Regions from separate parts of the Mus musculus genome. Here region 1 is linked to region 2. The links are chromatin loops, found by intact Hi-C in ENCODE. Cell type or tissue: left cerebral cortex. All regions are shown on one strand. Each heading gives the region's core, and the rest is flanking DNA. Links, peaks and the distances in the headings are about the cores only. Region 1 overlaps Ophn1 (oligophrenin 1). Region 2 has its middle 57 kb from the start of Eda2r.

Region 1 (16,857 bases), core at 4,812-9,811, 1.3 Mb after region 2:
CCACTAGAAATGATCACCAAGATCTTAGTGTGTGATTTTGCTGTCCAGGGAAAGAGAGACTGAGGTTATCTGTAGCAATGCATATGATTATAGGAGCTTGTACTAGATGATTCTGTGTGATCAGATAAAACCAGAAATAATGAAACAAGATCTAAAGAAAAAATAAGGCATAACCAGGCTAGTGCCTGGTAAATACAGAAGTGGATGCTCACAGTCATCTATTGGATGGAACACAGGGCCCCCAATGGAGGAGCTAGAGAAAGTACCCAAGGAGCTGAAGGGGTCTGCAACCCTATAGGTGGAACAACAGTATGAACTAACCAGTACCCCCGAAGCTCGTGTCTCTAGCTGCATATGTAGCAGAAGATGGCCTAGTCAGCCATCAGTGGGAAAAGAGACCCTTGGTCTTGCAAACTTTATATGCCTTAGTACAGGGGAAAGCCAGGGCCAAGAAGTGGGAGTGGGTGGGTAGGTGAGCAGGGCGGGGTGGGGGCGGTACAGGGAACTTTTGGGTTAGCATTTGAAATGTAAGTAAAGAAAATATCTAATAAAAAAGAAAATATATAAAAATAAGGGGGATGTAGAAAAAAGTAAAATTTGAAATGTATGTCAGTGGGCAATAAATTCATCACACATCCACCAAAACTGGAGTGATTCACAAGGTCAATACAGAAAACTCAATTGTTAGGAGGTTTATATTCAGACATAGAGTATTTGGCTAACATGTATAACACCCAGTGTTAGATGTTTAACACTGAACAAACTCAATTGCATTTCCATATATGACTAATGAATAATATCAAAAAGAATGCAGAACTTCATGCACTATAAAATAAAAAGATATTTCAGAGTAAGACTTTTTGTATACAGAAAACTTTGTAAAAGGAAATTAAATGGGTTCTTCTTTCATTTGAAAGGGTCAAAATGGCAATTTTCCCCAATATTAATTTGCATATCCAATACAATTCCCATAAAAATTCTAACAGGCTGTTTTATAGCAATTGACAAGAACATTAAGTTAAAAAGAAATGCTAAACACCTGCAATAGTAAAAACAATTTTGCAAAGCTAGAAAGAAAACTGAAAGGACTTTCATTTCCTGATTTCTAAACCTGTTTATGTAAAGACAAATATATAAATCAGAGAATGGACCTGAGAGGCTAGAAAAAATTCTTATATTCATAACTAATTAAGTTTTCCCAAAGGTAAAATTCAGTAGAGAAAGTAAATCTGATACTATTATGCTACTGAGACAATTTGATCACTTAAATTTCCTTAAAAGTCTTCAAGCTAAGTGGTGGTAGCAAATTCATACAATCCTGGCCCTGGGGAGTCTGAGGCAGCAAGACTGGGAGTTTCAGAACAGGGTTACATGGGAAAAATTCTGTCCCCAGAAAAAGAGACAAACAAAGCAAACACCTGGGTGCTATAACTCAGTAATTGCCTAGCATCCTGTACAAATCCCTGGATTCAATACTCAGCACTGGGGGCGGGGGGGAACCTGGACCTTCCAATACACACGCCATATATAAGAATTATCTAGCGACAAATCAAACAAATAAAGAAATTAAGTTAAGTGGTATTTTTTTCTTTACAAACATATCCAGAGCAGTCTGGCTTCTTGATTGCAAGGTGAGCCAGGAAGTGTGTGAAACACCACCTTGCATGAAGAGAGGGTGCCAGTGCATACAAAGGCCATCCAGAAACTGTCCCACCTGGGGATCCATCTCATATACAGTCACCAAACCCAGACACTACTGTTGATGCCAACAAGAGCTTGCTGACAGGAGCCTGATATAGCTGTCTCTGAGAGGCCCTTCCAGTGCCTGACAAAGAAGTAGATGCTCTCAGTCATCCATTGGATGGAACACAGGGTCCCCAATGAAGCAGCTTGAGAAAGTACCCAAGGAGCTGAAGGGGTCTGCAGCCCTATAGGAAGGACAACAGTATCAACCAACCAGACCCCTGCAGAGCTCCCAGGTACTAAATCACCAACCAAAGAGTACACATGGCTCCAGTCACATATATAGCAGAGGATGGCCTTGTCAGGCATCAATAGGAGGAAAAGGCCTTGGTCCTATGAAGGCTCAATGCCTCAATATAGGGGAATGCCAGGGCAAGGAGGCAGGAGTGGATGGGTGGGGGGAACACCCTCAAAGAAGCAGGGGTGAGGGGAGGGGATAGAGGGTTTCTGGAGGAGGAACTGGGCAAGATTTTGATGAAGGGACCCTGGTATAGCTATCTCGTATGAGGCTATGCCAGTGCCTGGCAAATACAGAAGTGGATGCCCACAGTCATCTATTGGTTGGAACACATGGCGCCCAATGGAGGAGCTAGAGAAAGTACCCAATGAGCTAATGGGGTCTGCAACCCTATAGGTAGAACAACAATATGAAGTAACTAGTACCCCCCAGAGCTTGTGTCTCTAGCTGTGTATGTAGCAGAAGATGGCCTAGTCGGCCATCACTGGGAAGAGAGGCCCCTTGGTACTTTCAGGATAGCATTTGAAATTTGAAATGTATATAAAGAAAATATCTAATTAAAATATATTTGAAATGTAAATAAAGAAAATATCCAATAAAAGAACAACAAAAAAAGGAAGGAACAGAGAGGTGAAAGGCTCTGGAGATTCATTGTTCAAGAGAAAACTCTCAAGCAATAATGTGTAAATCTCATCAGTATTGTCAATGCAAACTCAAGTCACTAAGACAGGGAGGGTGGAGGGTGGTAGGTAGTGGTGGTGAAGAATATACTATTGGCACTTTACTAGGCTAGCATAATCCATAATGGTAATTAAAATACTTTCCTTACACCCATAGATAAATAAAGCTCTCATTTCTCATCAAAGGAGCTTCTTTTTGCAGCAGTGAACACTTACAAAAATGCCATGACTGGCCAAATTTCACAGATCAACTTGTGATATGGTGTTCAGTACCACTGACCACAACTACAACATCACTACTGTACCTAAGGCTCAGGTAACATAGCAGAAAAGGGAATGGAAAGATTATAAATGTCAGAGGAATAGGGAATCTTCTGTGTGACTATATGTCCTTGAAATGACAGGGAAGCTATATCCATGCTATCTCAACAACACAGGTGCCTAAACAGGACCTGAGCGGTGACAACACCTAGCCATGCTATCATGGAAGTGGGAAATCTCTCAAGGTTCAAAGTTCTTAGGAGACAAAGAACTGCAGGTAAATAGTGATGGCTGAAACACAGAGAATTAGCCTTTCCAAGGAATGAATCTCATACTTAGCCAATGCCAAGTGGTCAGCCCTGAAATCATATGAATACAATCAAGACTACACACACACACACACACACACACACACACACACACACACACACACACATATTCAAAGAAAGAAAAAAGAGGTCATGAATTTGAGAGCTGAGGGCATGAGATGGGTTTGAAGGGAAGAAAGTAAAGGAGAAAATGATGAAATATTTTAATTAAAAGCTTATTTAAAAAAGAATACAAAAGTGCAACAACAGATTGGGGAATATGATAAAAAATAATTCTTATCAGATCAATGAAAAAAAAAAGTGATCAAAATATATGGGGTAGTCACTAGAAAGTCCCAGACTCTAGGGAAGTGAGAGGCTCCCAGGAGCCAATGGCAATGACTTTAGCTGAAATATCCAACAAAAGGGAGATACAACTTATAGAGACCACCTCCAGTAGATAGGCATGACCCCCAATTGAGGAATGGGGCCACCCACCAATCTCAAAAATATTAATCCAGAATTATTCCTGCCTAAAGGAAAAGCAGGGAAAAATAGTGGAACAGAGCTGAAGTAAAGGCCATCCAGAGACTGCCCCACCTGGGGATCCATCCCATCTGTAGACATCAAATCCACATACTATTGCTGATGCCTAGAAGCACTTGCTGACAGCCTGGTATGGCTGTTCCCTGAGAGGTTCTACCAGCACCTGACTAAGACAGATGCAGATACTCACAGCCAATCAGTGGACTGGGCCCAGGGACCCTAATGGAAGAGCTAGGCAAAGGACTGAAGGAGCTGAAGGGAATTGCAATCCCATAGGAAAAAAAAATTATCAACTAACTGGACCACCCAGAGATTCCAGGGACTAAACCACCAACCAAAGAGTATAGCCAGAACTTCATATATAGCAAAGGATGGCCTTATCTAACATCAATGGGAGGGGAGGGAGGCTTGATGCTCCAGCATAGGGGGATGCTAGAGCAGTGAAGAGGTAAATGGGTGGAGGAGCACCCTCTTAGAAGCAAAGGGGAGGGGGGAGAGGGGGAATGGGATGGGCATTTGGTTTGTAGAGGGGTAACCAGGAAGGGGGAATATAATTTGAAATGTAAACGAATAAAATGATTAATAAAAATTTTAAAAAGAAAAGAAAAAGAAATATGATCAGACATTCATCAAATAAGTTACACAAATGGCTAAAGAACACATGGACAACGTTCAGCACTATCAGTCATAAAGGCAATTAAAGCCATGGTGGACTAACACTCTCTACTCTTGTAAATTCTTATAAATATATGACAGACAATAGTGAATGCTGGTGAAGATGTGGAGAAACAAGGACCCTAAGGCAGCACTGGTAGAAACAGATATCAGTGCAGTTACTTTAGAACATAGTTTTGTGTCTCCTCAAGAAGTTAAAACATCAATTAACTATTCAACCTAGTAATTTCACCCTCAGGTATCTATCCAATAAAAATAAAGATATACGCCCACACCATGACTAAGACACAAATATTTATTCGAAATAGTGCCAAACTGGAAATAGTTCAAATGATCATGGGGGGGGGGGTGGGACAGAATAACATCGTGCAGCAACCTAGACCAGAGAATTCTATTCAGCAATAGATAGGGAAGAACCAAAGAAGCATGAGTTTATCACCACTATCTTAGAAAATAGCATGCCAAATGAAAGAAGCCATATATAAGATCAATTTTTATGAATATTTCAAAAAGGTAAACATACTATCAAAAAGTAAGTAGAACACTGGAGGTAGATATTAATGGAGTTGTGAAAATTTTCTATAACAGGATTATAGAATGTGTGAATTGTTCAGTAATGTTAATGAAAAACTTTCAATTGTACAGTTCATATCAGTAGTGTCCTGACCTGTAAAAAATAACTCAAAAAAAAAAAAGATTGCTTCTAAACCTAAACACATGAACCAGCAATTCTACTTCTAAGTGAATTGGCAAACAGATATCCATGCACATGTTCACCTAAAGACATTTTCACTTAGCCAGACACACTTAGGTGGCACAGGCCTTTAATCCCAGCACTCAGGGGGCAGAGGCAGGCAAATCTCGAGTTTGAGGCCAGCCTGGTCTACAGTGTGAGTTCTAGGATAGCCAGGGCTACACAGAGAAACCCTGTCTCAAAACCAAAAGACATGTTTAATTAATGATGTGTACTAGAACATTCATAGCAATGGTATTTTTTAATAGTCTCATAACTTTAAAACGAAGTCAGATAACTTTGTTGACTCAGATTCCATTTTAACCTTCTTATTCTTGAAGCAGGGCTTAGTACTTCACCTTCAACATAACTTCCAGTTCTCCATGTCTGCTAAGCTTCTCAGTGTGGTGGTCCAACAATCTATATTCCTACAGCATAACAGGCATGACCTATGCCCCCGCACTGTGTCAGCCTTCCTTCCACACTGAAACCACATTAAATTTGCACCTGGTTGCTTTAAACCCATCATTTGAAATTCTCTATGGAAATCCTGCCTGGGCTATTTCCCTGGACTCAAATGAAGACCTCATCCTATAGGCCAATCTAACTTTTATCTGAAGTTTAAGCATATTGCCCCTAAAATCAATGAGACTGCCCACCAGTACCCACTTTATCTTAGGATTGTTTTCTTATTTCATGGTTTGTATTCTGATGCTTCTTCTGTCTCACCAGAATGACACACACACACACATACTTAACTTTAATCCACTTAAGGCTCCCTTAGACAGTGGCTATGCTGGCAGGAATGAACTGGACGGACAAGAGCCATGGGTCATGTGCCAGTACAAATGAGTTTCCTGAGGCTGAGACATCTGATCATAGGTCAGACAACTAGCTATTAGACTCTCTTCCTGGATAAAGAGGCAAGGCTTACGATCATTATGTGTAAGATTTTTCAATTGTAAAACTGTAGTTTTGGGGCACAAGTTTTATATTGTAAACTTAATAAATATGGTTTCTAAATACGTCTTTAAAAGTCTATTCTGAGTCACACAGCATTGTTTTGGAAAGCTAGGAATAATCTGAGCACACAGTGTTTACAATGTATTTAATTGGAAAAATAAGTTGTAGAGTAACTAAAAAAAGAAATGTGACTCCTTAACCAAAACAGGATTCTTTCCCTATTTAAACATCTAAATAGAAAAACAACAACAAATCACTGTTACGTTATGTTCAACATCCAGGCAAAGCAAAGAAAGTTTACTTCATTAGAGCAATTTGTTGAACTTTGCCTGAACCCTGTGTCCCAAGGAAACATTCACAATGATTGGGAGATCCCCTTTGCCTTTGTGTTCTGAAAAACAAATAATTTCAAAGAATCACCCCACCCTTCCATATAGGAGACATGTCCAACCTTCTTCATGACTCATATAAACCTCACAATGACTCCCTTGATTGTGTGCCTCTATAAAACCTCAAATTTACTTCTTCTTGAGAAATTCCTCAACAATGAAAATTTCCCCTGCCACAACAGAGGAACAAAAGTATCCTTTTAATTATCCAGTGCATCTTGTCTTTAACAAAGCTAGAAGAATCAAAACAGTATAGGCATGTAGAACAATATAATAGAGCAGAGCTCAAAAGAAACTCTCACAAGTATGCTGAAATGATTTTTAACAAGGTTATCAGGATCATTTAACAGGGGTGGGAAAAGGCAGTATTTTAACAAATGATACCATCTACAAACAAAAGAATAAAGCTGGACCTACCCAATACACTGTCTACAAAAATGAACTCAAAATGGATTAGTCTATGACAGACACACATATAACTACTGGAAAGAAAAAGAAAAAAAAAAAACTTGGGAGGCAAAGGCAGGAAGAGAACTGGGTGCTCAAAGCCAGCATTTAGATATGCAATTTTAAAACCACAACAAAATACTGTCTCATATCCTTTAGCTCAGTGGCTTGCAGCCTGTAGGAAGCAATCCTTTCACAGGGATCACCTAAAGACTATCAGAAAACAGGTATTTACATTAGGATTCATAACCAGTGAAATTAGTTATGCAGTAGCAACAAAAGTGAACACCACATAGTAGCTTACAATTATCTATAACTCCAGTTCTTGGGGCTCCACCACCCTCTTCTGGCCTCCTCAAGCACTGCATACATAGTCAACATACATGAAAAATAAAGAAACTCCTAAAGGAAATAAAGCAGAGGTGCTAGAGAAAATTGTCTATGGTTTCTCAAAAAAGAAAAAAAACACACAAACTAAAAATAGAATTACCACAGGATTCAGCAATTCCATATCTGTTTAAATACTCAAAGAAATAAAAGTAGAATCTTAAAGGGATGGATATTTATACATCTATTTTTATAATCACTATTGTTCATAACAGCTTAAACGTTGAAGCAATTCAACTGTTGAGAGATAAACAATCATAATGTGGCACATATTCCCATAGACAGTGAAATATTATTCAACATTAAAAATGGCTACAATTTTAGATACACAATACAATATAAGTGACTCTTTGCAAGATTATAACAAGTAAAACAGGTATTAAATGTTCCACACATGTGAGGTCTCCTGACTCTTGGGAAGTCAAATTCACAGACAGAAAGTAGACTGGCACTTTTCAGGAGTGACTGGAAAGTAAAAATGGAAGGTTGTTCCTTAATTGTGCAGATTTGTGGTTGTACAAGATGGAAAAAGCTCTAGATATTAGCTGCACAATAATGTGGACACATTTAACATTGCTGATTTTATTACATATGTTTTACCACAATTCAAAGTAAAAAGTAACATTTTTTAAAAAGTAGATACCCCTCAGTGGTGGCTTGAGTAATTCTATGGGAAATTTTAATATGCAGGCACACTATAGATGATCTTGTCTGTTGCCCAAAAAATAGATTTATATTTTCTTCAGAGATGCTATGCTAATTGTTTGGTAACCTACACATTATTTTTTTCCTATCTCAAATTAAAATAAAATGAAAGGGGTACTAAGTTTCAAGGGCATGCATAGTTGATAAGCTGGCTGGATTGCTTACTTAATAAATGAACATGTTAGATACTTCTGGATTTGAGACACCATAGAAAATTAGTGAGATTAAAACTACGTTCAAATAAAAAGTTTGAAAGGCATCTCAGGATGAAAAATAAGCACTAGAGAATAAAAACTGAAACTAAAGGATGGATATTTATACATCTATTTTTATAATCACCATTGTTCATAACAACTAAAATGTTGAAGCAACTCAACTATCAAGAGATGAATAAACACTCAGAATGTGGCACATATTCCCACATACAGTGAAATATTATTCAACATTAAAAAGGGCTACAATTTACTGTCTTGAATAGTATGAATTTATGGTTTAATTCTCTGCATTAACTTGAATTACTATTCCAGGAAATTCCTGCCAGTACGTGGAAGTTGCAAACAGATTCATTTCAGAAACTTCCTGGAAATCCATTTATCTGAACAACAAGCTATCAAGTAGCTCTCATCTGGACTCATAAACAGAGACTTCTTAGAACAGTGTCAAAACGAGCGTGTCGAATGCCTATTTACTTGTCAAAGTTTCCTTCAAAGCCCTTAAAGAACTAAGTCACAAGCTATGATATAATATTAATATAAAAATCAGATCATTAACTTTATCCAATTTTAAGCATTCAGATCCCATCAAAGACCTGCTGAAACCAGATTCCAAAAACATCATAAATATACACTGCAACCTTTGATTCCCCTTTCTTTTTTTAAAGCTTTTTTTAATTAGATATTTTCTTTATTTACATTTCAAATGTTATCCCCTTTCCTAGTTTCCCCTATGAAAATCCCCTATCCTCTCCCCCTCCCCCTGCTCCCCAACCCACCCACTCCTGCTTCCTGGCCCAGGCATTCCCCTATACTGATTCCCCTTTCTAAGGGGTTACAGGGACAGTGTTGTCATGGTAGTGGCTTTACTCTGTGCTCTAAATAACAAACCTGGATTCATTTGATTAGCAGTCTATTTTAGTAGGTTTAGGGATCATCAAGTTATCAGGATGCAAATCTAATTCATAAAACACCTCTGGGGCTTCACATCGATATTATCCTAAATAGCAAAATCTTTGCCCAGGAGGACTACAGTCCTGTAGAACCTGGCACCAGATTGATAGCCAGATAAAACTTCGACTGACCAGTTAAGTTGAATTTCATGAAAACAGTAGCTTTCGGCACGTATATGTAAGATTAGAATTTTAATTGAAATGAGAGACTTGTATTTTGACTTGCAAAATTTGGCAATGGTCCTCAACCATTATATTATATTATATTATATTATATTATATTATATTATATTATATGGAACACAACTCCACTTTCAGAATCTCAATTCTGAGAACAATCCTATGGAGTTCACAAAATCCCCTGTCTAGAACTTGAATCAGAAGCCTAATGCCTGGAGTCTTTAAAGAATGTAATTCATCCAGGCAGAATGTAATTCACCTGTCAAAGTGAGTAACCGGAAGGATCTTACAGACAGCAGTATACATAAGGTTAATAGGTGCACCATGGGCATTATAATGAAGAACAGACAGGACTACACTAGCAAGTACTGTTTGATAAAATCTTAGGACTAACTTGGAAGGTTAGTATTTGTTTCCTTCTGTAGGGTGGCACATTCCTACAGTCAGGAGCACCACCACACATACAACAACAAATGCACACTGAGCTGGTCTTAGCCTAAGGACTGGAGAATCATGGGGTAACCTAAGGCAAGAGATAACAATGGAAAGAGGCATCTATGGGGGAAAAAGAAAGCTGTGAATAGGGGAATTTTTGCTTCATCTTCTGTTTATAAAGAACTTCTAAAGATCATTCAAGTAATTTGATGGCAACAGTTTCTGACTCAAATTTAGAATTTTCTAAATATTTCAGAGAGTAGTGGAGGGTATAATTGTCCACAGACATTCCAGTACATTAAAATCCTGCACACCACAAATAGGAGTGTATATGTGATTTGCAAACAAGATTAAGAGATGCTGCCTTTCCTTGAAAGACAGAAGAGGGGCTGGTGAGATGGCTCAGCAGATAAGAGCACTCACTGCTTTTCCAAAGGTCCTAAGTTCAAATCCCAGAAACCACATGGTGGTTCACAACTACCCATAATGAGACATGATGCCTTCTTCTGGTGTGTCTGAAGACAGCTATAGCATACTTATTTATAATAATAAATAAATCCTTAAAAAAAAGAAAGACAGACAGTAGAAACACCCTTTCCATGGTGAAACAGTACAGATAAACCACAAAATATTTATATTACACTAGGACATTCACAATAATAGAAAGAGAGAAAAGTACGGAATTATTAGTGAAAAAGGAGTGCCTAACTGTGTTGTTTTAAATGAGGTTGTAAGGGTAACTATGGAGATAATTCAGTGGATAGTGCCCTTGCTATGCAAACATGAGAGCATGAGTTTGGATCTTCAACACTGATATAAAAAGGTGGGCATGGCAGCATGTGTCTGATAACTCAGCACTGGACATTGCAGGAGGTACAAGCACATCCTTGGAATCTCTAGCCAGTCAATTTAGCTAACATACTGACCTCCAGGTCCCCTGTGAGACCCTGCCTCAATTATAATGGGAAGGGAGAAACAACTGATAAGAGCACTTGTAATTCTTGCAGAGGAGCTGGGTTCAATCCTCAGCAGCCGAATCAGGAAGCTCAAAACTGTAACTCCAGATCCAGGTATCAGACACCTCATTTGGACTCCACAAGTACGCACATGTGTATAGTATGCACACATAGGGCTCAGGTACACATATACATAAAATAACTATATCTTAAGTAAATAAGGTAGAGAGGAAGATTCTGAGGTCAGTTTCTGGCCTCTAAGAGCACTTGCACAGGCAAGAAGACTAGCATACACACACACACACACACACACACACACACACTTATACACACCACACACACATGAAAAGTGAGCTTTCACTTCAGAAGCTACTGTGCTAATAAAGAATCAAATATGCCATCCCAAATGGGAAGGAAGCACTGTGCAACTGAAAACGATTATGACAAGCAAGGAAACTGGCAAGGGGGGGGGGTGTCTCAGTGACAGAGCACTTGTCTAGCAAATGTAAGATCATGGGTTCAAAACCCAGTATCGCAGGAAAAAAAAAAAAACAAGAAAACAAAGACAAATAAACAGCAGCAGATGCTGCAGCAAGGCCATACACCCTCACTGCATTTATAAAAGCAGGACATAGATTTACAGATAAAAGGAATCCCACATCCACTCTACCAAAGAAAACAAAGGGTTAACCACTGCCTGGCCACAGCTTAGAACTGGTCAGCCAGAACAGGGTGCCAGAGGAATGAACAAGCTCCACTAACAGGCCTTGGTTAGGTAGCTGCTTTTTCACAAGCTGTTGCCCTTAATCTCAAAGTCCTTTCTTTCTGCCTTGTCATTTTTCTGTAAATTGTTGAAGATGTTGCATAGGCTCTAACTCAAAACAAACAAACAAACCCTCTGTGACAACTACTCATTTCCTAGATACGGAGAAAAGTATTTTCCTTCCCTGGCAATATCAAAAGGGAACTTTAGTAATTAGCAGAATACCCAAGCAGACAGATATAGAGGAATAACAAAACTGTCTTGACTGCATAGATGAATGACATAGCTTTTCTTGATCTAAGGTGCCAATTGCTCCACTAAAGGGATACTATAGCTTGAAATAAATAATAAGAAAAAAAACATAAATCTGAATGAGAGTTGGAAAAAGAATGAACTCTAAACTAAGCAGAAAAGAATAGTTTATGCTCAAGGAGAGCCACATGGATCTAGCAAGCAAATGAACAATACCATTGGAAGAAAGACAGGGGATTGAGAAGATGGAATAAGAGATGCTGTGATGGTTTGTATATGCTCAGCCCAGGGATTGGCACTATTTAGAGGTGTGGCCTTGTTGAAGGAAGTGTGTTACTGTAGGGGTTGGCTTTGAGACCCTCCTCCTAGCTATCTGAGGACAGTCTTCTCCTAGTGGCATTCAGATGAAGATGTAAGAACTCTGTGCTTTTTCTGCACCATGCCTGCCTGGATTCAGCCATGCTTCCCCTTAATTATAATGGGCTGAACCTCTGAACATGTAAGCCAGCCCCAATTAAATGTTATTCTTTATAAGAGTTGTCTTGGTCATGGTGTCTGTTCACAGCAGTGAAACCCTAAGATAAAGGTTGGTAGCAGGGATGGGGGTATTGCTGCTATAGGACTGACCATGTTTCAGTTTGGAAGAATGAAGACTTTGGGACTTTGGGTTTGGGAAGCTATGGAATGTTTTAAGTGGAGTTTAATGAGCCATCCTAGTAGGAATTTGGAAGATCACAGTGCTGAGGGTGATTTGAATTGTGTAGGTCTGCTGGCCCAAGAGGTTTCAATGGAGAAAAATGTTAGTATGTAGTCTAGAGACTGTTGTGTGATATTTTGGTGAAGAATGTGGTTGCTTTTTTGCCCTTGTCTGAAGAGTCTACATGAGGCTAAGGAATAGAGATTAATGTTAATTCCATTGACAAAGGAAGTCTCAAAAAAGCCCAGGAGAGACTATGTTCTCTGGTTTAGTCTTATGAGGAGTGCTTTAATGAAAAGGAGCTAGCTGAGAAAGGAAAAATATAAAATGTATAGTTCAAGTAATAAAGGGACAACAGGAAGTGAAATGGAGCTGAATTCTATGTTCAAAGAGATAGCAGATTAAGGGAATAGTGATCTCAGGGCAAGTTCCTACACAGCTAAACATAGGTCCAAACATGGTAGTACACATCTTTAATCCCAGGAGAGAGGCAAGCAGATAACTAGGTTCAAGGACAGCTGGTTTTAGAACAAGTTACAATTAGAGAAATTACTAAGTCCAGGCATGGTGGTACATGCCTTTAATCCTAGCATTCAGGAGACAGGGCCATGCATATATAACTTCAAAGCCAATTTACATAGTAAGTTCCACCACAGCCAAGCTTAGGCAGTGAGGGAGTTGGAAAACAAAAAGCTGGTAGTAGAATAGAGCAGAGGGCATGTTCCAGCCCCAGCAAGCAGCGGAACTCTGCAGCTTCAGCCATGTGGCTTTGGCTATAGAGTCAAGAATAGAAGGGTCTACTGGAAAACTGATGCTGGTTAGCTGGAGCTAAGAAATGAGTGGCAATGAAGAAGAGATCACTGAGGTGACATCTTCTGGGAAGTGTTTTCTAAGAGCAAACAAAAAAGCTATGCTCTAGAGATAGCTAAGGGTGTACCTTGTGCTGCAGCTGGACTTAGTGATGAGTAAGAATCACCCAGGTGGTACTGGTATTGAAGGCAAGAAGAGGTCATGTAGAGCAGCTGAGGCTTGGCACTATGAGAGGCCAGGGAAGGCCACTGATGAAGATGCAGCTCCAGTTGCAATTGGTGGCCCAGGACTGAAGTGGTCATGCAAAGAAGTTGAGGCTTAGCACCATGAAGAGAGCCTATGAGAGACTACTGGTTAAGCCTAGTTGTAGACCCCAATATATTGGAAATGCCAGTACCATGGGATGGTTGTGGGGAGCGGGTGTGGCGGCAGTCCCAAAGGCGCCAGGGACTGCAGCTAAGTCATATGACTTGCACCTGACTTCCTCATATAAGACACAAACATTTTGAGTGCTGCGCAGGTGTACCAGGATACAGGTGAATCCAATTTGGTGGAGATTTGCCCCTGCTGCCCTGATTAGCTGAAGCTGCGTGCCTGGTGAGGTGGCGTGGCCTGCTGTGCGTGGATGGGAACTGAGAGTATAAAAGAGTGAGAGGCCCAGGGTTCGAGGGAGATATAAAAACAAGGGAGATATAAAAACAAGGGAGATATAAAAACAAGGGAGATATAAACAAGGGAGATATAAAAACAAGGGAGAGATATAAACAGGGGAGATATAAACAGGGGAGATATAAACAAGGGAGATATATGGAGAAAGAAGAAACAGGACTGAATAAATGTGTGCAGAAGGATCCTGTAGCAGCGTCGTTCTTCCTGGCCAGTTGGGCGCGCGCAAGAGATGGTCACCAAGAATAGCAGCAACAATGGAGTGGAGCAAACTAGAGCCTAGAATCCTATAGAAGGCAGAGCTGGGGATGTGACCCAAGTTCTCTGAGGAGGTCAGAAGATCATGTGTGGATCCCAGACACTGGAACAAGAAGCTGTAACATTGAAATTGCCTTGGAGCCCCCAAGATGTTTGAGAATCTAGAGCCATGGGATATCTGATGAGGAAAGCTGCTAACAGGGAGTAGAACCAGCCCAAGAGAAAGAACTGTGTTTCAGCAAGGGTGAAAGGAGTTGGAGATCTGAAGACCCCTTTGACATCAGACATGGAGATGCAGAGTTTGGAGTTTGCCCAGCTGTTTTCCTGTCTTGTTTTGGGGATTACAGTTAAGTGTCTGGATGAATCTTAGAAGAGACTTTGAATTTTGGACTTTTAACATTGTTGAGATTGCTATTGCCTATGGGGACTTTGGAAGTTGGGCTAAATGTATTTTTTCTTATGCTATGGCTAAGTATGGCCCCCATAGACTCATGTGTTTGAACAAGATTATGTGGGCCAGGGAGTGGAATGTAGTGGTTTGAACATGCTTGGTACAGGAAGTGGCACTATTAGGAGGTGTGGCCTTGTTGGAGAGTGTCACTGTGGGGGTGGACTTTGAGACCCTCCTCCTAGCTGCCTGAGGACAATGTTCCCTTAGCAGCATTCAGATAAAGATGTAGAACTCACAGCGTCTCCTGAACCATTGCCTGCCTGGATGCGGCCATGCTCCCTCTTTAATGATAACAGACTGAATCTCTGAACCTGTAAGCCTGTAAGCCAGCCCCAATAAAATGTTGACTTTATAAGAGTTGCCTTAGTCATGGTGTCTGTTCACAGCAGTGAAACCCTAAGACAGATGCTCTCCAGGAGAAGGATGGAGCATCTTGGTTCTAATCCTGTGGATTAAATGAAGAATCCTTTCTGACTAAGATTTAGGTATCATTCAGAGGTTTTGCTTCTTATATTTTAATACTAGTGGTTTGTCATTTATAATCTATTTCCAAGACTTAATTGCATGTCATTTCAGATATGAGTAATAGTAATACTGTTTGCAGGGGTTCCCAGTAACTACAGGTTGTGATAATATGTGGCAGATAATTTGTACACAAGTGTCAGTCATAGTCATGTAATAGATGGTTCTTGTTTTAGAGGGGAAAAAAACTTCTGCTAGAAGAGACACATATACAAAAATAATGTTAATATGATAGGTACAAGAAGCAACGTGTTCAGAGAAGCTATGAGCATAGCTCAGTGTTAGCTGAGTGCTAACTTGTCTAGCATTTAGCCTGACTTAAGTCTGATTTGTAACATCACAAACAACAGATTCAAAATCTATTGATATTTTATACATGGTTAAGACATAGATTAATTCATTCTAATTCTTAATGCTAATCAAATGTGTTTTCACTCATCTGTAATCCCAGTACTCAATAGGCTGAAGCAAGAAGATGGCAGGTTTGAGATTACCTCGGGCTAAGTAGTGAGTTCAGAGTCAGTTTGGGCTATATAGTGGGTTCAAGGTCAGTCTGTACTACACAGCCACACCCTGTTTAGAAAAAAAATTAAAGAAACTATATGGATAAGTCTATCACTTGTGAGCTTCATGCTTCCTTCCAATCTGAATCTGTTCTCTTTATAATATTCCACAGTTTTTCTAAATATAACCTCCTATGTAATACAAGATTCTGAATGGACATATTGACTGATTACCCCATTAAACCAACTGAGAATTGTACTCATACTTCAGTGGGACTGAGAATTTTTAATGAATGAATTTATTTTGTTGATATGCCAGGGCTGGTTTATATCCATGGGAGGCCTGTACTTTTCCAAATAGAAACAGATGAGGAGTGAATGGGTGTGGAGGTGAGGAGGGGGGACTGGAAGGAGAGGGGAGAAAGAGAAACTGCAGGTGGGCTGTAAAATTAATTAATTAATTAATTAAAATAAGATGTTATTCTCTAATTTTTGCTTTGTTTTAACTTGAAAATTATATGGAACTTCATTAAAAATTATCTGACAATTATACCATGAGGAACAGTGAAACTGAGTGAATGTATTGTTGACATAAATATGTCAAGGACCCTGGCCCTTCGGATTCATGGCAATGGCAAAACCCTCACCAGGTCAGCCTCAGGGAATCAGCAAAGCCCCTCTCTTGTTCATATAGAGGGTGTTGATGATGTGTACAAAAACTAGCAATGTCAGCTTCCTTCTCTTAGCCAACTACAACCTGAGACTGATCCCCTACAGAGATCTCCCATCAGCAATAGCTAACTCCTCCATCTTGTGCTATACACACTAGGCCCTCTGAATGCTGCATATACTAAACACTGAACTCTCAGTTTGCAGCATAATAGTTGTTATCCTCCATCAGAGCAAGCAGAGCTTGCCCAATCCCAGCTTTTTCCATATGTGGATCCTGTTTCTTCACTGTCTGTTATTTCTTCATTTCCATATCACCCCAGTCAGATTTCCAAGGCCAAGCCATGATGGATGTGACAATCTATACTATTTATTACTCAAAATATCTGGGAGATATCTGAATACAGAACAACAGCAAGATAATCCTGTGGTCATCAACGTATTGTAAGCTTTGT
Region 2 (16,857 bases), core at 3,919-8,918:
CTGATATCTCTACATGTTATACCTCAGTCTTCACTGTCAGTTCCCAATCCTCCATCAAGTAGTTGAATGTTAATCGTCTTTGAGATTCATACTTTAACTCCCTTCTTTTCTGAACCCATTATGTGATTTCATCCATATTCTAGATTTCAATAACAAAGCCTAACTTAAATTAATATGCCATCAATTTTAATAAGTACCATTATTTTACTGAACCTTAATAAATCAAAACTGATTTTTATATACTTGTACCATCTCAAATTGGATTACTCTTTTATATGCTAAATGTACTCCTCTTATTGTTCACAACTCAGAATTTCACTTGAAGTGGAAAATTCTGGTTTCTTTGGAAAGCAAGTTGTGTCAAATGATGTTTTGCAAAAGCAGATACGTGAAGGAAATGTGTGTTCAAGTGGACACAGGTAAAAGGATGCTTGCTAAAGCAAGCATGTGAAAGGATTCATGATGAAGGATTCTTTGCTAGTGGCATTCATGTATTGGTTTACCTTACACTGTCTTGTTGAGCACAATTTTTCATGACTCTATAGAGAGAAAGGCACACACACACACACACACACACACACACACACACACCAAACAAAAAACAAAAAACAAAAAACAAACAAACAAAGAAAAAACAAAAAACAAAAAACCTTTCTCATGAAGTTCCTGAGGCTTCTTGCCACTTTCTTGGACCTGGGTCAATTGGCAGAGTGATGTCAGTTGATACAGACGCACATGGAGTTTGCTAAGACAAAGTCAGTGCTGAGGGAAGACCCTTAGAGGACACATGATATTTGGAGGGAATAAAAATAGGACTCAAAAGACAGTGTTAGAGCACAGCTTACTTACATTGCTAGCTTTGTAGTGCTTCTTGGTTTCATGTCTTCAATAATCTCTGCTTTGTTGAGAGAGGCACGGCAAAAAAAATGTCTCCTGGTGTCTCTGGTGGCCCTCGACCCTCCCTATAACTTGTGCAGTTTCAGCTGAGGTCTAGCTGTTTCTGACAGGTCATGCCACCTCCGCTGATTTGTGTTTGCTGTCCTGATACTACTAAACTGGATTGCTGGTGTGTTTATGAAGTATTTGCAAGAGGATCTAGCTGCTGCTGCTTTTTTTCGGTGAACTGAACTGCTGATTTTCTGATAATACAGATGATATTTACTCAAAAGAACAATTTCTAAACAGGTCCCCTTCTCTTGTATCCTAATAACCTTTCCTTTTCTCTACCTCTGGTGGGTAGTAGGCTAAAAGGGAGGTTAAAGTGTTTATGAACCCATATTAAAAGTAGGCTTTGAAAAATATAAGCTTACAATCACTACTATGGAGTTTCTAGTTTAAGTTAGAAACCAGAAGCAAATCAAATCCCTTTTTTTCTGCCTTACCCCCCTTAATTCAATTTTGAGTAACTCCCTATGCCCCATTTTATGCACTATGAACTTGTGATAAAATAATTTATCAAAGTTGCTCAACTGTGTTTGCTGGTACTCCATTCACAATAGCTAAAAAATGGAAAAAAATTACATGTCCTTCAACTGATGAACACATACTGAAAATGGGCACTTATACATCATAGGATATAGCAAATAAAGCTGTAAAGAAAATTTCAGGTAAATGGATGGAAGCAGAAGTATTATGTTGGGTATATTTAGTGAGTTAACCTAGATACAGAAAGACAAATATCACATGTTGTCTTCATTCATGGTTCCAAGCTCCAAATATTCAGTTATGAGTATATAACCTTGAATAACTTCAAAAACCATGAAAATAAAAATGGAGTATGTGAGGGACACTAGAGAGGAAAATAGCAGGGCACGAGTGATATGAAAGGGAAAATGAGAAAAAATGAGGGAGATTTTAATCAAATGTCAATACAGAAGGAGTGGGTGGAAGTAGCATTAAGTATACTTGAAAACATCATGAAAAGTAATTGCATATAATACATATAAATGTATGTACACATACATACATATATAGTTAAATGAGATTATATCACTTGGGCTGGCAATTTTTCCCCAAAGAGTCAACGAATAGCTAACAAATGATGTGAGAAAGACCCTTTTGATTTTTTGGTCAAGGCAGCACAAGAGATTCCCCAAACCACATGGGCTATTTCTGTTGGTTGTGGTTACCTCCCAAAGGTTGAGCATAAGTTTATATTGCTGAAGACATCAAGCACTTTGGACCCAGAGATTGGAGGATCTGGACTCTATAGGATTTGAAAGCATCCTACTTAATGACCAACTTTTATGGTACTGCAACATAGTGTGCAAGCTTCCAAGGAAGAGAAAGAATAAATGGTCCTAATGAGCTGTGATGTCTACAAATCACAACAATAAACATCATGGTGATATATCCCCAAGGGTTTAATAGTGGTACTCTACACCCAGGTTTGTTGGTATCAACAGCTGTGTAATTGTACTTAAGTGCCATTCAACAGTTGCAAATCATTCCTGGTATTATGAATATAATCAACTAACCAAATCATGCCTGGTATTATAAATATAACCAACTACTCAGGGCTAGTGAAGACATGGATCTTGGATAAAAACATTTTACTGTCACTTTTCTAAACTAATTTCTAACTGCATTTTGAATACTTATTCTTATACCAAAAATATGTATAGTCCTTACACATATTCAAAGATACTTCTGTTTGTAAACTATGGAGACCAATACAGAAAAGAATTACACAAAATACAGGAAACAGCTGATCATATGGTACCCAGAGCCATTTGATACAGCTACAACACAACTCCTACATCTACATAAGGCTCAGGGAACATCTTTGACTAGATGGTAGAAAGAGTGTAAGATCAAGAGAGACAGGAAATTTGCTATGATATTGTGATTCCTAGAAATGATAGGGAAGCTTCACATATGATATATCAGTTATCTGGCTCCCCAAATAAGATTCAAAGAACTACAACACCAATAAGCATGCTAACATGAAAGGGGATATCTTATAGTTCTCCACCCCTGTACAAAGAACTATACGTTAACTAAAGGATGCTGAGAGCAAGAAAAAAATGTCTTTCTAGGGATAAATCCCTTAATTTATTATCCAATATAAATTGGGGCCCTGAAATCATATATATACAAGTAACAGCAAGTAGACTTAATAAGGTATATTTTTGAAATTTCTGATATACATACATATATATTATAATATATACATGTATATCACATACAACATAATATATTATAACACAAACATGGTATGTGGTGTGTATGTTTGTGTGTGTGTGTGTGCTTTAAAGACAGAGGGACTATAATTTGAGAGAGAGCAAAAGGGGGAATCATAAGAATGTTGTAAGGAGAAAAGAAAAGAGGAAATTTTAAGATTACAGATTCAATTTTTAAAAGGAATAAAACATTGAAAGGAGAAAATAATGTGTTAGTGCTAATTCAGTAATTATATCATTTATTTTTTATTAGTCATTTTATTCATTTACATTTCAAATTATATCCCCTTCTGCATCACCCACCTACAAACCTCCATCTCATCTCCCCTCTCTCCCATCCCCATTGCCTCAATGAGGGTGTTCCTCCACTCACTTACCCATTCCCACCTCACCACTCTAGCATTCCCCTATGCTGTGGCATCAAGCCTCCACAGGAAAATAGGCCTAGTCTCCCTTTGATGTCAGATTAGGCTATCCTCTGCTACTTATGTACCTGGAGCCATGTCTCCCTCCATGTATACTCTTTGGTTAGTGGTTTAGAGCCTGGGAGCTCTGGGTGGTCCAGTTAGTTGATATTGTTCTTCCTATATGGTTGCAATCCCCTACAGATCCTTCAGACCTTCCCCTAGCTATTCCACTGTGATCCCAGAGATGAGTCTGATGGTTGACTGTGAGTACCTGCATCTGTATTAGCCAGGTGATGATTAGTTTAGTTTTAGGAGAGCATGGTGGTACTTGTGAGATATATGATAGGCTGGTGGATGTAATAATCTGGAGTTACAGAAAGATGACTGGACTGTGGTCTTAAAGTGATTAGCCATTAGCTTCAGGCATTGGTTGAAGCTGAGTGAGGGGTGAGTCATCCAGAGACTCAATGTGACATAAGACTAAGAGAGGGCTAAGGATATAACTAGAACAACAATGCATATAAAGTAGACAATACAGCACAAAAGGAAAGGGTGAGGAAAAAGACAGAGATGCTAAAGAAATATAAAAGTGATATGGTATTTAGAGTTCAAGAGGCAACAGGGTGAAAAATAATGCATGGTTTAGGACAGACACATTCTGAGTAGCATTTATTGTTCTTGTCAATGAGAGTGACACTACTAAGATGCATAAAAAGAACACTAATGGGTAAATCAGAACTGAAAGATTTGAAACCCTGGCTAAAAATTTTTTTTCTAAGTTGGTTGACAAAGAAAGGAGATCAAGCTAAGAAATTGATGAGGGGGAAGCTTGCAAGAGATCAACATCAAGGAAAGCTTTACTTAATCATTTTGTAGGCTGGGCATGATGGTACATACATTTAATCCCAGGACTTAGGAGGCAAAGACAGGTGGAGCTCTGTACTTTTGAGGCCTGTCTGATCTACATAGTGAGTTCCAGGATAGCAAGGACTATGTAATGAGTCTCAAAAAGGGCATTTTGTACATTTTGATCCATTCCATAATAAGCCACCAAAGCAGACACTATTGCATATACCAGAATGATTTTGCTGAAAGGACCCTGATATAGCTGTCTCCTGTGAGGCTATGCTAGTGCCTGGCAAATACATACAAGGATGCTCACAGTCATCTATAGGATGGAACACAGGGCCCCCAGTGGAGAAGCTAGAGAAAGTACTCAAGGAGCTAAAGGGATCTGCAACCCTATAGGTGGAACAACAATATAAACTAACCAGTACCCCCAGAGCTCGTGTCTCTAGCTGCATATGTAGCAGAAGATGGCCTAGTCGGCCATCACTGGGAAGAGAGGCCCCTTGGTCTTGCAAACTGTATATGCCCCAGTACAGGGGAATGCCAGGGCGAAGAAGTGGGAGTGGGTGGGTTGGGGAGCAGGGTGGGGGGAGGATATAGGGGACTTTTGGGATAGCATTTGAAATGTAAATGAAGAAAATATCTAATAAAAATTTTAAAAAAGAAATTTTAGCTCTAAAAAAAAAGAGAATTCTCAGTATTTACAAAGCACATGGTAATGAAGTTTTCTTCCGTAAATATACTGGATTCTTCTAAGATATATTTTGCTTCTTGTAACACATGTTTAAGCTAAGACTGGGTACAGTACCATATGGGATATCATTTTTCAACTGTAAAATGAAATCCAGAATCAGAATTTGGGCTTAAATCATCAATATAAGGATTTTATAGCAGTCAATTATGGTAAGGGTTTTTTGTACTTTTTAAAAAAATTTCTAGTGTCTCATTTTGTCATTAACTTGACTGCATGATCTTGTTCAAGTAATTTAGTCTGTCTATCTCATATTCCTTTAAGTGCAAACACGTTTCATACAATTGTATTTAACATCAAAGGAGATAATGGATTTTGAGTCTTTATATCAGCATGATGTATTAAAATGTTGCCAAGGCTTACTGAACTCTTGGGGAAGCCTAGACTCATTTCCATCAGCTATTTCATTAATGCTGCTAGTAAGCCCATTTTATGGATGAGGCAGGTGTGTCAGAGACAAGCTGGGAACATTGCCTGGGATTTCAAGCTAGGAACAAGCCTAGTAAATATTACAAAGAGAGTTTGGCTCTAGAATTCTGAAAAGCAATTACAGTGTCCTATCAATGGCCCAGGGTTCTGTCTTCTAATGCAAGCACTTACCAAACAAATGCTTTGTGAAAATCTAATGAAAGGTAAAGACATTCCCTTCCCAAAAGTGCACAAATTTACATGTGTATGTGTTTATATACTGTTCTCTACACCACTGCCTAAAATCTTTGTAGTGTAGGTTATTCTGGAAACTCTGAAGAAAATAATAATAAAAGAAATAGCTCCAAAGATTAATTCCATCATTGAAAACTTGGAACACAGCCTTAAACTCTAATAAAGCAGTCCAGTTCTAGAAATTTCAGAGAAGCTGAGGCCCTCTTGTTACCCTCTATCTCCACCTGCTGGACTGCTGCTCTGTAATGACAACAGCTTTATTCTTAATGTTTACGGACATCTACTTGTCCAAAAACATGAGCTTATACTCTCCTGCGGGCTGCCAACCCAAACCAGAGGTTAAGGTCTTTGCCAATCCCCTCAATGCTGTTACTAGCAACCCTGTTATGTCTGTGGTGCAGGGTCCTTGCCACTTTAGCTTTGAATCCGAAACTGCGTCACAAGAATTTAGGAAAATAGACATAAGAATTCAGCAGAGGGCGCTGGAGTACACATTTCTCTGAGGTCCTAACCATATACTGTCAGACGTTGTGTTTTCTTCATATACAGTATATATTTCTGTAATATGCACTTCCTCAAGTTATTCATTTTACTATTAATTTTTGGGTGGATTTCAAAATCGTAAAATGGGGAGGGGCAAAAACAGAGCCCTTTGTGGCCCAGCTTAAGATATTTTCTTCTAATTCTAAGGTGTCATGCTCTTCTCTGTACTCTTTTCGATTACTTTCCAATTTAAAAACCTCAAGTTGTTATCAAAAACCTGACCATAAATCTAATCAAATTTTTGTCAGATATGAAGCATAGTCACAGTTTTATTTGTCATTTGACAGCCTTAAAGACCCCCTTGCCCATGTGAAACAAGTCAGATCATCTGTTTTACACTAATTGTTTGCACAGTCTGTTCTCTTCCTTAATGTGCTATATTCCTGCACTCTTCTAAGTAGCACACAACTCAGATAGCATGGCTCCTAGCACTAATCTAGAAGGGGTAAGATTTTAAACATTGTAACAAGCCAGGCAGTGGTGGCCCACGCCTTTAATTCTAGCATTTAGGAGGCAGAGCCAGGTGGATTTCTGAGTTCAAGGCCAGCGTGGTCTAGAGAGTGAGTTCTAGGACAGCCAGGGCTATACAGAGAAATCCTGTCTCCAAAAAACAAACAAACAAAACAAAACAAAACAAAAAAGTAACAACATTGTCAACTTTTGTTATTGATGATGTATTTGTTGTCTTTTCCCTCAGTATCTGCTATGCACTCAGAGAAAAGAAAACATGTTCAAATCTCCAGTTTCTGTAGTGCTACATGCCATTTTGTATGTACTCAGCAAATTTCTCTTATGATGTTAGAGATTGAGCCTATTGCCTTGCACATGCTCAACAAATAAATGCTCTTCCACTGAGATATTCCCACCAATTACAACTGCTTAGTTTGAGAAATACTCTCCAAGTTTCGTGGACTGATTTTGAGTTCTCTATTGCAGCCTAAGCAGGCCTTGAACTCACAATTCTCTTACTGCAACCTCCACAAAACTGGGAATACATGCATGTACCACCAGGGCTAGCATTGTTTCCTTTTCTATTTGTAGGTAATGTATAGGACAATCAAGACAATTCTTTTCTCAGAACCTTAATTAGAATAATGTTCCAGGCAAACGTGTTTGCTTTCTGTTTCTCAGCCTTTGCTCTTTTCTGTGTGCAAAACAGTCAAGTAAGAGATAAACAGAGTAAAAAAGAAACCTGGGGTAATAAGGACAGAATTAAAAGTTCCATTTAGAAGAAATGTTAAGTGGGTTTCTCTTAATCTCTTATGTAGCTATATAAACTCATGATCTTCCTGCTTCTACCTCCCACGTTCTGGGATCACACTTGCCAAACTTGTTTAAAGAATTCTCCTCCTGATTCTGCAGTAATACTACTAACCAGAAACAGTTGGGTTCATCCTGGGCGAAAGAAACTTTGTGTTCTAAGTATTTTCTGTGTACTAATGCATTTAACTATCACAGTTCTCTTTGAGTCAGTCATCTATTTACATTAAGAGACAATGAAGTAATCGACGGTTAAATAACTTGGTTAATAGCATAACTAGTTAAAATATCATACTTAGAACTAAATGTGGATAAACTGTGCCTTAAAATATATATTTCTGGGTTTTCTTGTCAATATCATGATACTATTTCATTTCTCTATTTTGTTTTGCAACGTTATAGTCTCCCTTTTTGAATTAGTTCTCTGGCAGTCTCAAATACATAAATCTTACACTTCTGTTTTTTTTCTTTTACAGTTTTAGCTTTTGTGAGACAAGTTATTATGTAGTCTAGGCTCTTGGACTCAATATGCAGCCAAAGTTGACCTTCATCTGCTGATCTTCCTGCCTGCACCTCCTAAGTACTAGGATTATAAGGATATACCATCATGCCCACTTTGAACAATGTTTTTGTTTGTTAGTTTGGGTTTTTTTTGTAACTTTGCTCTTTTTAATCAGCTTAGTTAGATAACATTTATTGGGCAGAGTGTATTTTAGAGACAGTCATTTCCATATTTACAAAATTTACTTTATTGCCTCCTTCCAGTATTCAGCCAATATATGTATGATTACATCTATTTTACTGGACTACAAGAACAATTTGAATTTAGTAAAACAACAACAAGAAACAGTGAATTCATGTAACTTCACTTCCATCCTATAGCTGGCAAAAGGAAAAGGTTGAATTAACAATAAAAAGTCTGATCCAGGAGCCATACACTTGTAGTTCATTTTCGTTTAATTTTGTTATTAACTTTCAGATTAATGCCTTCAGTTCTCCCATTGTAATACTTTCTAGCAGTGCGACTTTGGACAAGCGATTTCACCTTTCTGATCCTTAATTTTCTCACTTTTAAACATAGGCAGTCACACTGAGGCCAATACTAAGACTAAATGAGATTATTTCAGTCAAAAGCTTAAATTTTGATGTCAGGCAAACAGCATGCAAATGTAATTTATTGTTATTTTCTAAATAATATCAACCCTCTTGCCCTCTTATTTTTAAATAATATCAGCTCTCTTCCTAGATAAAGTTGGTAGGAAATCCATCTGCTTTCTTAGATAAAGAAATAAAGCAAAACAAAACAAATATATTTAAAAGCAGTCATTATTTTAAAAAAAAATCTGGAGCATTGTAGCCATCAATTGTTTCTTATGGCTGCTGTCTGACGCTTCTTGATCACCATTATCTTTCCAAATTGCCTATACCAAGATCATGCAATTCTTTGAGCTCACATTTATTTACGATGTTATACTGCCCCCTTCTGTGGACTATAAGTCATAAAATTACTATCAGTTGCCTGTTTCATACAAGGTTAATAAATGGTAGTGCTATTATTTGTTATGAAGTACAACTCTTATGTCTATAGGAATGACTTCCAATAATTACTGCAGTCATGAAGAACTCAGACAGAAGGAATGAGTGGTATTCAAGGATGCACAGACATTAGGTGACAGAACTGTGGATTTGAAAACACACCCCTATACTTTTAATTTTCAAAATTAAATTAAATTTGTATTTTTTCTTTTCATTTTTCTTTTCGTGGTTCAGAGTATGGCCCTTTATCATGACTATCACTTATTTTAATATGTCTTTCATATTGCTTTCCTTTATGCTAGAATATGGTTCCTTAATTTTATGTTGACTTCATTTTTTTTAAAGAACAATGTATTATACTTCTTGTTAGATTTTCGAAGGCTCTAAATAAAAGGAAGACAGCTATTCATTCTTTGTTGAATTGATTTCTAAAAAAGTTATTCTTTGGTAGAAATACTAAAATTAATGAAAATAAAAGTTCAGGGGAGAAAAATCATGGAACCTAATGTACAACCCCAGATAAAACATATCTCACTTTCAGTTGGTTGAATGCCTAACATGTAGCAAGCCCAACATGCAATTCCCAGGACTGCATAAACATGGAATGTTAGTGTATATAGTTAACCTCAGAACTGGGGAGGCAGAGGTAATATGACCCAAAATTTAAGAGGCTACACAGTGAATTTGGAGACACAGTGAGTTTGAAGATACCGTGAGCTACAGCAAACATGCCCTATTTTTTTTTTAAATAACATCTCATAACACTTGATGCTTAGGAAAGTCAACATGATGGCCAAGATTGACATCAATAAAACCTCCAACTCCAGATGTCATGCATTCACCATGGAACCTGGGGTTTGGTTCTAATGGGCCCAGATTTCAGTTTGAGATTGAGGGATCAGATTCAGAGATCTAAGAATTTCACTACATGAGTATACTTTCAGCCCCAGTGGTTCCAGAGTTCACAGAGACCAGGGTTTTACCTCCAGAAAGCTCAGAGTTACTCATCAGAGATAGTCAGTGACCCTGAATAAACTGACAAGGCTCCAGAAGTCTCCAAAGTGAATGTGGGTCTGAGGGTTTGGGAACCGAATTCCCAGTGGTCCCTGAAGAATCATATTCCAGTAGTCCCATTGTTCACTGAGGGCCTGAGACTTTAACTCTACTGACCCACAAAATCACTGAGACTTCCAGAGGTCACAGCATTACTGATGACCTGACTACAGCCACCAGCAAGCTCAGACATTAGAAATACCAGTAGTACCTAGATTTCATTTCCCAAGAGATTCAGGATGCAAGTATGATCCAGGGATTTTACGGGATCTGGTATTCTTGGTGATGAATGTACAGCTCTGCCAGGAAGGATAAAAATGGGACTGAAGTAAGGATGAAAAAGTCAGAGAGGATAAAAAATAACTGCATATTCATAAAGGTGATAATTAATAGATATATATATAGAGAGCAACCAAACACATTGTATAAAATATTGTCGTTTATAAAATAAACACTATTGTACATAGTAGTAGATCAGAGAGATCTTGATACAAAAATGTGTGACTTCAATATACTTATATATAATATATATATATATATATATATATATATATATATATATATTATCCTACCTAAAAATAAACTATAGAATTATCCTAGCCTATAGGTAAAAGTATGTAGCAAAATATTTCCTAGCAGATGTAAAGCACACATTCTTCACAAAAGCTTATAGCACCTTTTCTAAAATAGAAAAATTCTCTGCCACTAAGCAAGTTTTAACAAATATAAAAGAAATGAATAATTTATTGTGTCTTGTCAGATCATTATATACTAAAAATAAACAGGAATAACATATTGGGTTATAAGAACTGCAAAATACACTGAGACTAAATAGGGTATACATGATAACCATTAGTTTATTAGTATTAGTATAGTTAAATGAAAATATAAATACAACTTATGAGGACTTTCAGAACACTTGAACCTTGGCATATCAGTAAGGGAATTCCAACAGGAACTTTTATAGCTATAAATGTTGACATTAAAAAGCTCATAAATATATTAATTAGTTACTTTTCTATCACTCTGATAAAACACTAAGACTAAGGCAATTTATGAGTGGAAAGGTTTATTTAGGCTTATGGAACAGAGGAATAAGATTTCTTTATGGTGAAAAAGAGGCAGAAATAGTAGTAGAGAAGCAAATTGAGAGCTCACATCTTTAACTGTCAAGAGGAAGCAGAGAAAACTCAAAATGATAACTCTCAAATTCACTTTTCTCTTACATAGTTCGTCTAATAAAGCCATGGTTTCAATACTCCCACACAGTGTGTTCAACTGAGGACCAAATATTTAAATGATTGAGATTATCAATGACATTTTCATTCAAATCACCACATTGTGCTTCATGGCCCCCAAGGTCTCATGGGTGGAGTTATCATAAAACAAAGTTTTCATAGTATTTTATCATCTCAACTTTTTCTGAAAGTCCAACGTCTCTTCTGAGATTCAAGTCAATCTCCTAACTGTAATTTTCCAGTAAAACACAACAAGAAAACTGCACATTTCCAACATATAATGGCACACAATATACATTACCATTCCAAAATAGAATTGGGGCATAGTGAGTAAATACTGAGTCAAAACAAGACTAAAACACAAAAGGGAAAACACCAAATTCTCTAGCTCTGTCAAAGAGCTTTCATGGCTGTATCTTTACATCTTTGCTGCCTAAAATATTTATGTATTCTTATGCTTTCTCTACTCTCTGTATTCAGCTCACAATGTGTCTTAGTTAGGGTTTTGCTGCTGAGTACAGAAACCATAACCAAGACAAAAGGACAGCATTTAATTGAGGATGGCTTATAGGTTCAGAGTATCAGTTCATTTTCATTAAGGCAGGAACATAGCAGCATCCAGGCAGGCATGGTGCAGGAGGAGCTGAGAGTTCTACATCTTCATGTGAAGGCTGCTAGCAGAATACAGACTTCCAGGTAGCTAGAACTAGGGAGTAAAAACCTATGCCAACTGTGACACACCTACTCCAGCAAGGCCACACCTCCTAATAGTGCTACTTTCTAGGCCAAGCATATTTAAACCATGACAATATGATAGATCTCTCACATCTCTGGCATCTTCAACATTCTGAGGTATTGAATATAACCCAGGTATATATGATAACCATTAGTTTATTAGTATTAGTATAGTTAAATGAAAATATAAATACTACTTATAAGGACTTTCAGAACCCTTGAACCTTGGCATATCAGTAAGGGAATTCCTGTACATTCCAACAGGAACTTTTATAGTTATAAGTGTTGACATTGAAAAGCTAAGAAATATATTAATTAGTTACTTTTCTATCACTCTCATAGCTATCACTTTCATAGCTTTACAAAGCTTCTGTTTAGAGTGTCTTGCTTTCTCAGGATCTTCATGCAGGAACTCCCCTGCCACCCACTGTTACAACAACTCTCTAAAAACATGTAAGATGACTCCATGACACCTTTACTCTCACATATTTCATGACTCTAAGGTTAGCACCAAAGGAGGACACTGTCAAGTTTGGATGGCAGCTTTGGATAGATTTCGTACCATTGGAACCACATCTGAATCAACTTTTGTTTGTTGTTTTGTTTTTGGAGCAGAAAAGTCCTTAGGCCTTTTCCTTTCATAAATTGAAAGTTTAGCTGGATGGGGTCTGGCCTTGAAGGCATGCTTCCCTTTATTCCAATACAGATCTGGCCTCTCCTGATGGGTGTTAATTCTCCATAACAGCTGCAGCCTCTCTTTCAGGACAAACCTTGGCTGTAACAATAAGCTTTTTTTGTGTCATTTTTCTCTTCAAACTGTACATTTAAATGTTTTTCTGCCACATTTACTATGCTTCAGTGTAGACTAGTATAGCATGGCTACTAATAGCCACACAGCAGAGTCAATATTAAGCTGGTTTGAAAACTCAACCAAAGAAATTAGTCCATTGCATTAAAATTTAGCTCCAGGCACGTTCTTCATACGTGGGCAGAAGGCAGCCACATTTTATTTGCCAAAACATCACAGGGACAGTTTCTAGCCCAGATGTTCATAGTTCTCTCAGAAACATCTTGATCTGGGCCTCCACAGGGCTTATTTTTATATGTGCATGGGTGTAGGACCATCTAGTAGAACATGTGTAGCATCTATGTCCCCAAAGAAAAGTGACTTTCCTTCCTCCAGCAGCCATAAATTGCCAATAACTCTTCATCTGAGGAAAGGAAATTTACTGAACCTTTCTTCCAACCATACTGAGATTTTTAGCTTGCTCTATTTCACTCAGTCCTTGTATATGCAGTCACAGCTGCTCAGTCTATACAGGCAATGACACTTACATCCAACAAATATTATTTCAATGCAGACATACAATGGTTCTGGCTCTTAGAATCCTTCTGTGATGATCCCCGAGCCTTGTAGCAAGGAAATTGTGTGTTTTTTCCTGATGAGGTTAAAAGACACATTAACCTATATAAAGATAAGAACCTAGAAGGCAGTTGATTACGATGTACATCTAGGAGATTGATACATTTTCCCCTAAAGCCTATGGCATGGCCACCACAGGTTCTTGGCACAGTATCAGGCATGAGTTCTCGTTGTGGAGTGGGCTTTATTTCCAAACAGAAAGTTGTTGTTTACTTTCAGAGCATCTAAGGTATAATTTGCTACAGTGAAAATATCTTGTGAGTCAGGATTCACAGGTAGGTAAGAGTCATTATTTATTTGTTCCCTGGTAAAATGCATTAAAGCTTCCCACACTATGAATGCTACCTAGCCAGAAGTAACTTTTAATATAGACTTACATTTTCTAAACCAACTTTATTTAGCATTCTTGAATGCTTCAACCTCCCTTCTAACTCACAGACTAGAGGTTAGAGAAAAGGAAGGTTAACTGAAAAATGGTTTTGTGGACCTGATTAGAATTAGTTATTTGAGGTGATTTCACTCTTTGTCGTCAGGATACCAGCAGTCCAGCCCAGCAGTACTCACCAAATACACATCAGTAGCAGTGGCTCGATCTAGCAGAAAGCTCAAGGCTCTGCCACATCTGCACAAGTCAGCAGAAGCAGCCAGAATTAGTCAGAATACCAAGAGAAGTACTTTGGTATGCTTCTCCCTACGAAGTGAAGTCCAGAGAAGGCCAGGGAAACACTGCACAGCTTCACATTGCAAGAGCACTCTTACTGTTTGTGAGGTGCTATTTATTTGCTATTTAAACATAACTTGCTCTCTCAAGTGTCTGCTTCAGAAAAAAGAATCCTCTCACAAGACAGCTTCCAGGAAAACATCGCACAACACAACTGAATTTCCAAAGAAACCAGTAATTTTCAGTTCCTTTCAAGGCCAATACCAATGTGACTTCTCTATGTCTATGACTAAACTATGTAGTGTTTTCAGAAATAGGGTCTTGATATCAACTTTTTGAGAGTAGCCAAGATCAATGGAAAAAGCCTGTAATGTTTGCAGGCATCAATGCAATACCACTGATAAAGAACTCAAATTTAAGTAATCCATATTTGACACTGGGCTTTTTATTTTATATCTTATGGTAGATGGAAGAGTCTTTGTCTTGCATTTTGTTGTAATGCCATTTAAGAGCCGTTTATTTGTGTATATGTATATGTTTAGAAAACATTTTCAGTAGTAGATTTTTTATGGCATCTTCAAAGATTCTTACTGTTAGCTATCCTGTATATTCCCTTTTCACTCTGTCCTCCCATTTCCCATCCCACTAAACCCTTCAGCTTTATTATTTTCTTTTCCCTCATCATAGCTCCTGTATTCCATTGTATTCTCTTAAAATTTCTCCAATGACTCCTTATTAGTTTACTGTATTTTATAGGTACTTCCATTTAAACACACATATCTGAATATTAAGAACTACCTAGCAGCAGGGTGTGGTGGCACACGCCTTTAATGCAGCACTCAGGAGGCAGAGGGAGGCAGATTTCTAAGTTCGAGGCCAGCCTGGTCTACAGAGTGAGTTCCAGGACAACCAGGGCTACACAGAGAAACCCTGTCTTGTAAAACAAACAAAAAACCAAAACAACAACAACAACAACAAGAACTACCTAGCATGTACACATGAGGGAAAAGCTGTGGCATTTGTCTTTCTGGGTCTGGGATTCTTCACTCGGAATGATCAGTTTTCATTCTATCAGTTTATCTACAATTTTCCCTAATTCATTTTTCTTTACAGCTGAATGTGTATTTGTACCATATTTCTATTATTTATTTATCAGTTGATAGACATCTACGGTGTTTCCTAATTCCTGGCTACTCTGAATAAAACACATAAACATTGTTGAGAAAGTATCTCTTTAATAACACATAGGGTCATTTGAGCATATCCCCTGGTGTAGCATAGCTACATCATACAGAGAATCATACAGAGTATCATTTTCTAGCTTTTTGAGAACCTTCTTGTTGGCATCAGCACTTTTACTCTCATCAGCATTGGGCAGACATTACCTTTTCTCACTATCCATGTTAGCATTTGCTGTTATTTTTCTTTAACTTAGACATTTTAGCTTGGGGAAAATCAAATCTCAAAGTAGTTTTAATTTGTGTTTCTTTGATGGCTAAATAATTTCTCAGTTCTCTGTATTTCTTCTTTTGAGAACTTGCTGATTAGTTGCATGCTCCTCCTCCAGTTTTTTTTTTTTTTTTTTAATATTGAGGACAATTTTACTAGAGTTTAAGAGAGAAACACCCCAGGGCAGACAAGCTGTAAATCTCAGCAGCTGGCCAGAGGAAAATAATGGAGAAGAGACTCATGCTGTTTGAGTCAATCCCAAACAGAGGTCAGCCACATGGTGGCAGACAGCCACATGGCAGGCAAGGGAGATTTAGAAAAAGATTAGGGAAGCCCAAAGTACCAGACAAAGCATGCTTAGAACAGAGATCAAACGCAAACCGAGGAAATATGCTTTTCTGATTTATTCAGAAACGTGGGCAGACTTATGAAGCTGAATTTCTACTTCACAAACTGCAGTTTTTAAATGAATAATTGCTTTCTTAGTGTTTAGTCTTTACATTCTTTGTATAATCTGGACATTAGCCCTCTGTCAGATGTATAGCTGGTAAATATACTTTTTAGCAGTTCTGTAGGCTGCCTCTTCACTCAAGTGATGATGTAATTTGTTGCACAGAAGTTTTTATTGTCAAAAACTCCCATTCATTGGTATTAAAGGCTATGCCACTGGGGTTCTTTTCAGAAAGTACTTTCCTGTGACTATAATATAAAGATGTAGTCTCTGTTTCTCTTCTAACAGTTCAAGGTTATATTATGTGTTGAAGTCCTTGATAACATTCAGAGTTGAGTTTTGTCTAGTTTGACTTTTCCATATGTCATTATCCAGTTTGATCATCACTGTTTGTTGAATAAGCTTTTATGTCTCAAATCTACATTTTTGTACCTTTGAAAGACTTTGTAAGTAGCTGCAAGAGTTAGAGCTTATATGTGAGATATAACTTATATTCCATTCATTAATGTGCCTATTTTGGTGCCAGGATCATGCTGATTTTACTGGTATAGCTCCAAAGTATAGCTTGAAATAGTGGAAAGTGATAACTCCACCTGTATTTTTATATCCAGGATTGCTTTTTGGCAATCCTGGATATTTTGTGTTTCCATATGAAT

Evidence for each region. Hi-C counts contacts between places; a loop is a spot of excess contacts. Peaks named below come from ENCODE experiments on the same cell type or tissue, not always from the same donor. Only the 100,000 strongest peaks of a DNase experiment are listed, where the experiment ranks them.
Region 1: a loop joins it to region 2, with 8 times the contacts of the local background. A loop is called at or near these places in 4 of 42 quality-filtered maps.

Annotation. Positions count from the first base shown.
Region 1 is chrX:98,675,471-98,692,327 of GRCm38, forward strand. The region is part of intron 15 of Ophn1 (oligophrenin 1); the gene reads right to left. Among named protein-coding and RNA genes, the nearest start is that of Gm26000, 130 kb to the right of the region's middle. In left cerebral cortex, for the core only: a CTCF peak has its summit at 7,332 (motif pointing left); a DNase peak (open chromatin) is centred at 7,314.
Region 2 is chrX:97,425,385-97,442,241 of GRCm38, forward strand. No RefSeq gene overlaps it. Among named protein-coding and RNA genes, the nearest start is that of Eda2r, 57 kb to the left of the region's middle. In left cerebral cortex, for the core only: a CTCF peak has its summit at 6,209; DNase peaks (open chromatin) are centred at 6,250 and 7,716; H3K4me3 peaks cover 373 bases; H3K27ac peaks cover 236 bases.